3 separate regions of the Mus musculus genome follow, and regions 2 and 3 are each linked to region 1. Evidence: chromatin loops called from intact Hi-C (ENCODE). Cell type or tissue: heart. All regions are shown on one strand.

The links. Hi-C counts contacts between places; a loop is a spot of excess contacts. Peaks named below come from ENCODE experiments on the same cell type or tissue, not always from the same donor. Only the 100,000 strongest peaks of a DNase experiment are listed, where the experiment ranks them.
Region 2: it touches region 1 in a loop (4-fold over the local background); 5 of 42 quality-filtered maps call a loop at or near these places.
Region 3: a loop joins it to region 1, with 3 times the contacts of the local background. A loop is called at or near these places in 5 of 42 quality-filtered maps.

What each region holds. Positions count from the first base shown.
Region 1 is chr15:31,529,686-31,532,185 of GRCm38, reverse strand. Marchf6 (membrane associated ring-CH-type finger 6) reads left to right here and starts at 1,149. Exons shown (of 26, transcript NM_172606.2): 1 at 1,149-1,383. The coding sequence starts at 1,365. Gm41287 (a long non-coding RNA gene) reads right to left here and starts at 1,082. Exons shown (of 3, transcript XR_875101.3): 1 at 249-1,082; 2 at 1-71. In heart, no CTCF peak of the experiment used is centred here; DNase peaks (open chromatin) are centred at 1,055 and 1,695; H3K4me3 peaks cover 2,500 bases; H3K27ac peaks cover 2,411 bases.
Region 2 is chr15:31,455,594-31,458,093 of GRCm38, reverse strand. It overlaps Marchf6 (membrane associated ring-CH-type finger 6), which reads left to right. Exons shown (of 26, transcript NM_172606.2): 26 at 1-2,195. Gm49208 (a long non-coding RNA gene) reads right to left here. Exons shown (of 2, transcript XR_003951491.1): 2 at 1,735-2,500. Among named protein-coding and RNA genes, the nearest start is that of Ropn1l, 3.2 kb to the right of the region's middle. In heart, no CTCF peak of the experiment used is centred here; no DNase peak of the experiment used is centred here.
Region 3 is chr15:31,601,464-31,603,963 of GRCm38, reverse strand. It overlaps Cct5 (chaperonin containing Tcp1, subunit 5 (epsilon)), which reads left to right and starts at 2,118. Exons shown (of 11, transcript NM_007637.3): 1 at 2,118-2,363. The coding sequence starts at 2,259. Atpsckmt (ATP synthase C subunit lysine N-methyltransferase) reads right to left here and starts at 1,848. Exons shown (of 5, transcript NM_026546.3): 1 at 1,815-1,848. The coding sequence starts at 1,827. In heart, a CTCF peak has its summit at 1,348; DNase peaks (open chromatin) are centred at 1,333, 1,753 and 2,163; H3K4me3 peaks cover 1,642 bases; H3K27ac peaks cover 1,497 bases.

The DNA.
Region 1 (2,500 bases):
CCTCTCCCCACTTCTTCTTCCTCAAAGCACCTCCCACTGCTCTGGAGACTGCCATTTAGATCACTCCCCTCCTAGAGTACGAGACAATCATAGTTAACGGTTGTGGCCCATCTGAAGCAGCCCCATATCCCACACCTGGGGTTAAAACAAAAACAGTCACATAACTTTTTTTTTTTTTTTTTTTTTTTGGTTTTTTGAGACAGGGTTTCTCTGTGTAGCCCTGTAGTCCCGGCTGTCCCGGAACTCACTCTGTAGATCAGACTGGCCTCCAACTCAGAAATCCACCTGCCTCTGCCTCCCAAGTGCTGGGATTAAGGGCATGCACCACCTCTGCCCGGCCAAAATTCCGTTTCTTGAATCTACTTTCCGTTATGTGCACGTTTAAGCATCCGGGTTGGAAACACTTTTCTTCTAATCTGTACTATCTTATTTAGAGAAAGCTCTAAGGATTATGTGAGGAAGGTGGCCTACTGATGCGAGCAGGTCTGAGTCTTTCATCATTCTTTCATCAGCCATTTAGTTCTGGCCAGGTAAGCTTCCCTTAATTGTGTCGCCATCTGAACCCATTTCCCTTAGAGGTAGATTCAATGTTGGCTTTCAGCTGTGAAGACGTGGTCTTTCCACTCAATTGCATAAGCCTCCCCAGGAGAGATTCTGATAACCTGGATGCTCGTCTTTTTCCATCTTAGGGATGCTTCTGTAATTCTTTCAGACGTGCCTCAGAACCACTCAAGAGCGGAACCAAAAATGCTCGTTCCGGGGCCGACTCTGAACGCCCCGGGAGTGGCGGTCGGGTACCCCAAGCTGGGACCCTTTGTCCCCCACACCCGCTCCGGCGGGCGGGCGGGCGTGCGCGCCGGGCTCGCTCCCGCCGCTCCGCGTTCCTTTTGTCCCGGAACGCGCCCGCGCCGCCGCCGCCGCAGCCGCCCCTCCGCGAGGTGCCTGCCGCCTGCCTCTAGGTTTTCAGTCTCCATCCCGCGCGCAGCCTTCGCCACCAGTCAGGCCGTGTTTCGCACCCCGCCCCCGCCTCCGCGAGCCCGGCGCGAGCGCGAGCGAAGGCGCGCGCCGGATGTGACGCGCAGCGCTCCGGCGCCCCGCCTTTTCCGCCGCGCGCCCCGCCCAGGCCCGTCGCTCGGCCGCGCGCCCCTCCCCCCTCCCCGGCGCTCGCTTTCTGTCAGTCGCTGTCCCTGTCCCCCTCGCCCGCGACCGGCTTCCTCTCGCACCCGAGCGCACGCACTTGCCCGGCCCGCGTCCTCTTCCTCCTCCACTCCTCCCGCCCGCCCGCCCGCCTTTCCCTTCGGGCCCCGAGGCTCTGCCGGGTCGCGGGCGCCTCGCGGCTGCGTCACCGCCGCCCCCCAGACAAGATGGACACCGCCGAGGAAGGTGAGGCGGCGGCGCCCGCGCCCTTGCAGCGGCGCCCGCGCTCCAGTCGGGCCGAGGCGCTCGCGGCGGATCCCGCGGGCAGTTTGCTTGCCCGGCGGGCGGGCGGGCGGGCGGGCGGGCGAGCGCGCGGCTCGAGCTGGTCCTCCAGCGGGCTCGGATCGGAAGGTGACCCTCTGCGCGCCCCCCGCCGGTTCCCGCGGGCGACGAGGACTCAGCCTCGGCTGGGACACTGGGGTGCCAGGACTTCGGTGTCCGAGACGTGGGGTGCCGGGACGTGGGACATCCCGGACGTGGGGGTGTCGCGACGTGGGGTGCTCGAGACATGGGGATGTCGGGAAGTGGGGCGCTGGAGACCATAGGGTGCCCGAGGCGTGGGGCTGCCGGGGACTTGACGGTGTGGAAGATCGGGGCCCCGGCCACCGCCATCCCGCGGTCCGCGGAGGAGGGGGCCGCAGTGCGAAGTCCGGGGGCGTTTCCACTCCCCTCCCCCACTCGTTTTTCCCCCCTCCGTGTTCGAGTCTGTTTGCTGTTGTCCTGTAGGCCCAACCTCTGCCACACAACTTCTTTGTTGACTTTGAAACTTCGCGGAAAATACCCCGCGAGGTGACGACTGCTGAGTGGACTGAACTGACCCCTGCTGCAAAATCTTGCTCTCTGTTTGCCTTACCCTAACTGCACTGACCAGACCCGAGAGGGGACGGTTTCTAGAGACTATTGGAGGAGGGAAAGGCGAATATTTAGGTTTCTTCTAAATCCTTGTCACCACAAAGCAAGGGTTTGTTTGTTTTGTTTGTGGACGTGTACTTTGGATGCGGTTGTTTTGAATTAGCAGAGAACACGAAAGAAAAGCAGCCACATGGGTGTAGAAAGCAGCCGCTTACCTGACGTTGTGGCAAAGTGTTTTAAAGCAGTTTTTAGAGGCACTGATGTATTAGTGAGTCTGTAGAGGAAATTATTGATCATGTACTTACTAGTGCAGATACTTACTGTTTAGATATATTCTTGTTCGAATGAGCGTTCTTTTCAACCTCAGGCTTTATTTTACCGACTTTACATGCAATCGAACCATCAAGCACTTGTATTGAAGTCATTAGAGTAATAAAAAGTTTAGTAATAA
Region 2 (2,500 bases), 74 kb after region 1:
TGCATTGGAGAAATGCTGTGAGATTTTAGAGAATTTAATACTCAGAGGAAGCCTGGTTCCCCTAGCCCAAGCTTCATGTTTAAAGTTTAAAAGATTAGGATGGTTGTACGTCATTCAAGTGTTTAATGGTAAAGGTGTATTATAAGGATAGTGCTAGAAGCTTTCATAGACTGTAAAGAGTTCCATGGAGTATTAAACCCATAGTTGGAAAGGTCTGAGGGCCCACCCCCACCTCTAAATACAAAGCCAAACAAAAGATTAAGAGCAATGCTTTCTGGTTTTGTTCCTTTCTTGATTTTGTCTTTTTGTCGTTCTTAAATTCACTAAGTAATAAGCAAATACTTTGTTTTAAAGCAGCATTATATTTAAAAAACAAAAACAGTCTTGCCATGGATCCAGTGTTAACACTGTCATTTTGTAACAGCCTTTCTCTCCTGTAGCAAGCCTACCTTCACTCTCAGACTTTGTCCTTCCATAAAGAATTAGCATTTTAAAATGCAGTGCCACCTGTCAATGGGAATATGTCTATAAAGCCTAATCTTTTGATGCTGGTATATTGGACATATAACATTCAGGTTTCATTTTTAATTTTTAAACAATTTATGGATCTACCACAAAAAGCTAAGCATTCTCAGTCATCTGGAATTGTAAGTGAGCTTACTGGATGCTTTTCTGAGAACAACCACAAACAGCGCCGATTGCCAAGGTGGGCCCCATCTCACTGGCAGGGCCTGCTCTCCTGTGTGCTTTGTCCAGTGGCTTTCAGGAAGATGATGTCCTCGTGGGGATTTATTGTGCATAACATTTGCTAGGGTGACATACAGGTTTTATTCAACAATATCATAAACATTTAAAACCCTCAATTCAGAAGGTGTTCCTATTTGCTGCCGGTCTTTACAGGAAATTTATAGAGATGTGCATCATTTTGAATTAGGCTAACACCCAGTCTTCAAGGGAGTTTACTAGGAAAGACCTTTGTGCTTTATTATTGATAATTTGAAGACAAATCACCACTTGGGATTAGTTTTACATGACCAGTTATCAGATGGTCACTTCGAAATGTATAGTTGTTCATTATTAACAAATTATGGTTTGATTTTTAAACTACAAAGTACTAATAGTTTAGATGAAAACTGAAGAAAATGCCAATGTAAAATTTGTGTGTAGCTAGCCTTAATGTTCCATGTTTATAGTTGTGGTTCCAGCCCCCACTCCCGTTCTCCGGGGGTAGGGTAGGGAGATAAGACATGTATTGAACAGTAATTTTTGTTTTAACAGTCAGTATAGCTGTTATTACTGTGAATTCTCAAGATGGTCCCTCCCCTCAAGGGACAATCCTCCTATGAGTTTATCAGACATGTCGCTTCTGTGTCGCACAAATGCTTTATTAAAGTATATTCCTAAATTCAGGTTGAGTTGATGAATTTTTAAGACAAACACAAAATACGCATTGGACATTTGTACCCTGTTGTGTTTGCAGACACAGGAGCCAGTGCCATTATGCAAGAACTTGGCACTTGGCACGGTGCTCCAAATTAGTTCCTTCCTCTCCTCTCTGGGGTGGAGAATATCAGGCTAGTTACTGTGATGCCTCATTTTACATTGTGATGCTCAAAGTTCTTGTTTAAAACAATCCTCTAGGATCGTAACTGTTCAGTCATTATCAAGGGGAGAGATGACATAGTACCACTGAAGTGTTACTAGAGACCTCATCTGTGAAGGGTCTTTAAATTCTTTGCTTAAATTGCCCTGTAGCGGGGCACTTAATTTGCCCTGTCAATCAGATGTTTTGTTTCAGCTTATTGCTGTTGTTGTCAAAGATTTAAAACAGCTGTCGTGAGTAAGGGCTTCTTCAGATACTCTCCAATAATAGCTTTGGCATTAATATAAAAATAAGACAGTATACATGTGTATGTATGTCTCCATTCCTGTCTATCTGTCTGAGTGCCTCATTTTGTAATCATGACAATCCTATAGAACCTTAGATGGAAATGAGTGACTAAGGCCTAGGGGTGTCTGTTTAGGAGTGAATTAGAACACTTAGTGATGTGGGAGGTCGGTTTTCTATTACAGTAAACACCTGTACCCAGATCAATTTTATGTGTATATATTCAAAAATGCTCCCTTTTTTATGTGGTCATTTGTTGCCTTCCGAGTTAAGAGAACAGAATTGAATAAAGTGAATGTTAGTTGTAGCCTTGTTTTCTTTTTGGCTGTGTGTTTTCTTTGATGTAAGATTGCTTTTTAATTTCTGAAAGTTTGAGGCTGGTGCTGTGGTACATGTGTGTGGCCCAGCTAGCTGGGAAACAGGCAGGAGGATTGTTGGAGCCTGAGTGACAGGAAGGCCCCACCCCAAAAGAATATAGGTGTTTATAGTTGAAAGAAAAACAGTTATCTGAAGCTTGACAGTGGGTGGAAAGTGTTGCTGCAGAGGACACGTCTGCCCCTGCCCATGCACTGAATGGACGGAGAGCATTACTACTGGAAGGCGTGAAGCCCC
Region 3 (2,500 bases), 72 kb before region 1:
CATCTTACTACACTTAAAATGATATCCTCTGGATTCATCCATGTTGCTCCTAACCAGTACCTTACAGATGAACCTAAGTATTATTATTTAAATAAGAATTTTTTCTGGGGGGCTGGCGAGATGGCTCAGCCGGTAAGAGCACTGACTGCTCTTCCAAAGATCCCGAGTTCAAATTCCAGCAACCACATGGTGGCTCACAACCACCAGTAATCAGATCTGACACCCTCTTCTGGTGCATCCAAAGTCAGCTACAGTGTACTTATGTATAATAATAAATAAATCCCTTTTTTAAAAAAAGAAAGAATTCTTTCTGTCATAGACAGATCATACTGTATCAATTTGGGCTACGACAGTTAAACACAAATCAGATGGCCCAAGGTCTGCCTCACCTGTAGACACATGCACAAAGCCAGAAGGTAGACAATAATGACGCCCCGGTCTCCAGGGTCTCCCAGCTGGCCTTTGAGTTGTAGAAACCAACTGAGGCAAAGACGTGTCAGCCTATGTATGAGCATCTGAAGGAATACAGGGGAAAGGAAACTAGGAATCTGAACTGAGGGCAAAAGCATCGAACCACTGGGCCCGTGCAAGCAAGAAGAGTGGGAGCGGAGCAGCCGCCTGACTGGAAGGCGGTCTGTGACCCACGTGGGAATCTGCTCGCTCCTGCACCACGTGGGACCGAGACCTAGCACAAGCGGTCAGGCTTGGCAACAAGCGCCTTTACTTGCCGTGCCATCCTTGAAGTCTTTCTTGAACCTAGCTTGATGTCCACCAACAGTGGAATGGATACAGTGTGGTGTACATACACACAGAGCTTTATTCAACTGTAAACTAATGACTCAGAACCATCATGTTTTCGCTCAGATGCAGAATCTTGTTGTATACAAGTGTGTGTGCTGTGTTGAGAGGGAAGACCAGGAGGAGAGAGGATAATGAGGACAGCTTATAGGTCAATGGCAAGGTACAATTACATATATATATATGAATGAAAATGTCACAATGAAACCTTGTTTGTGTTAACTTTAAAAACCTTGTCCTGACATAATGTCAATCTGTGTCATGTAACAGCACAGACCTGAAAGCTAGCCTACTGTCATACAGGTTATATGCACTCTAATTTTGAGTACCTAATAAAAACAGACAATACGGCAGGGACAGTTTCTGTTCTGTGGGGTACGAGTGGAGAGACTGGAAACTCGTCACAAATAAATCCGAGCTTATAAAATGAATCGTGATTTCTGGCAGACGTACCGTGCAGTTACCCTTACGGGGTATCTTTCTAACAGCAAAACGCTGAGAACAAGAGACTCTGAGCACCAGCCGGTGCTACTTTGTCTCCACCTACAGTACACGCGCGGGGAAGGCCCAGGATCTGTGTAACCTGGGAAGTTAAGGACAAATACTATGTGCTGACGACCAGGCACGTCCAGCAACCTTGTGAAGTAGGCATTATCATTATTATTATTATTATTGTTTTTGTTGCTATTATTTTGTCATTATTGTTGTTGTTATTGCTGTTATTATTGTTATTATTATTATTATTATTATTATCTTTGCAGACAAGAAAACAAAGCTACAGGCTCAATAGCTTCCAAGCAGCAGCTCGTCCACCGCAGGGTGGATTCCAGCCGACCTAGGATCGGGCTGAGCAGTGAGTCTTGTGCACGGAGGTGCGGACAGCAGCCCCCAGCAAGCACTGTGGTAGCCACGACCGGCGCGGGACGGAGAGCACCGCAGCCACGCGCGCCCGATCCCCACAAGCGCCCGCGCCACAGACAACTATATCGCCCGCCGCCAGGCCGGTCAAACCTCACCTACTCGCTCCATCGCGCGTTCCGGGGAGACCGGAAGTGGAATCTACCAACGTCTTAGAGCCCGGGCGGCAATCAAAGAAAAGAAAAATATCTTAAGGAAATAAGCTCCCCGCTGCAACTCTGGATTCAAAAACTTTGAAAACTTAAATCCTTGAATCAGTGACTACATTATGTCTAGTATTAGCATTTGTGTGCTAGACGTCGCCTTCTAAGTTTCGAACACCCCCCCCCTCGGTTCGTGGAAAACGGACGTTCCCAACAGCGGCCGATTCCAGAAGCTACTCTGCGGCGTAAAAAAAGTCACTGTTGAAAAGTAAGTCGCGGGGTCTGCACTGCGCATGCGCGGGATTCTGCGTCCTCTCGCGAGAGGGAGGTGCGGTGTGTCTCTCTTCCCGAGTGGTCCCCGCTGGTTACTGGAGGAGCGCTCGTTCTAGTTCGTCCACCATGGCGTCCGTGGGGACCCTCGCCTTCGATGAGTATGGGCGCCCCTTTCTCATTATCAAGGACCAAGATCGCAAGTCCCGTCTCATGGGGCTTGAGGCCCTCAAGGTAACGGCCCGGAACGCGAAGCCGCGGGATGAAGGGAGTGGGCCGGAGCGCTTGTGCGCCTGCGCTGGCGAGAGAGCAGCTCGGCCATGTGCTGGCCCGAAAGCTCGAGAATCTCCGGTGCCGGGGAGCCCCTTTGG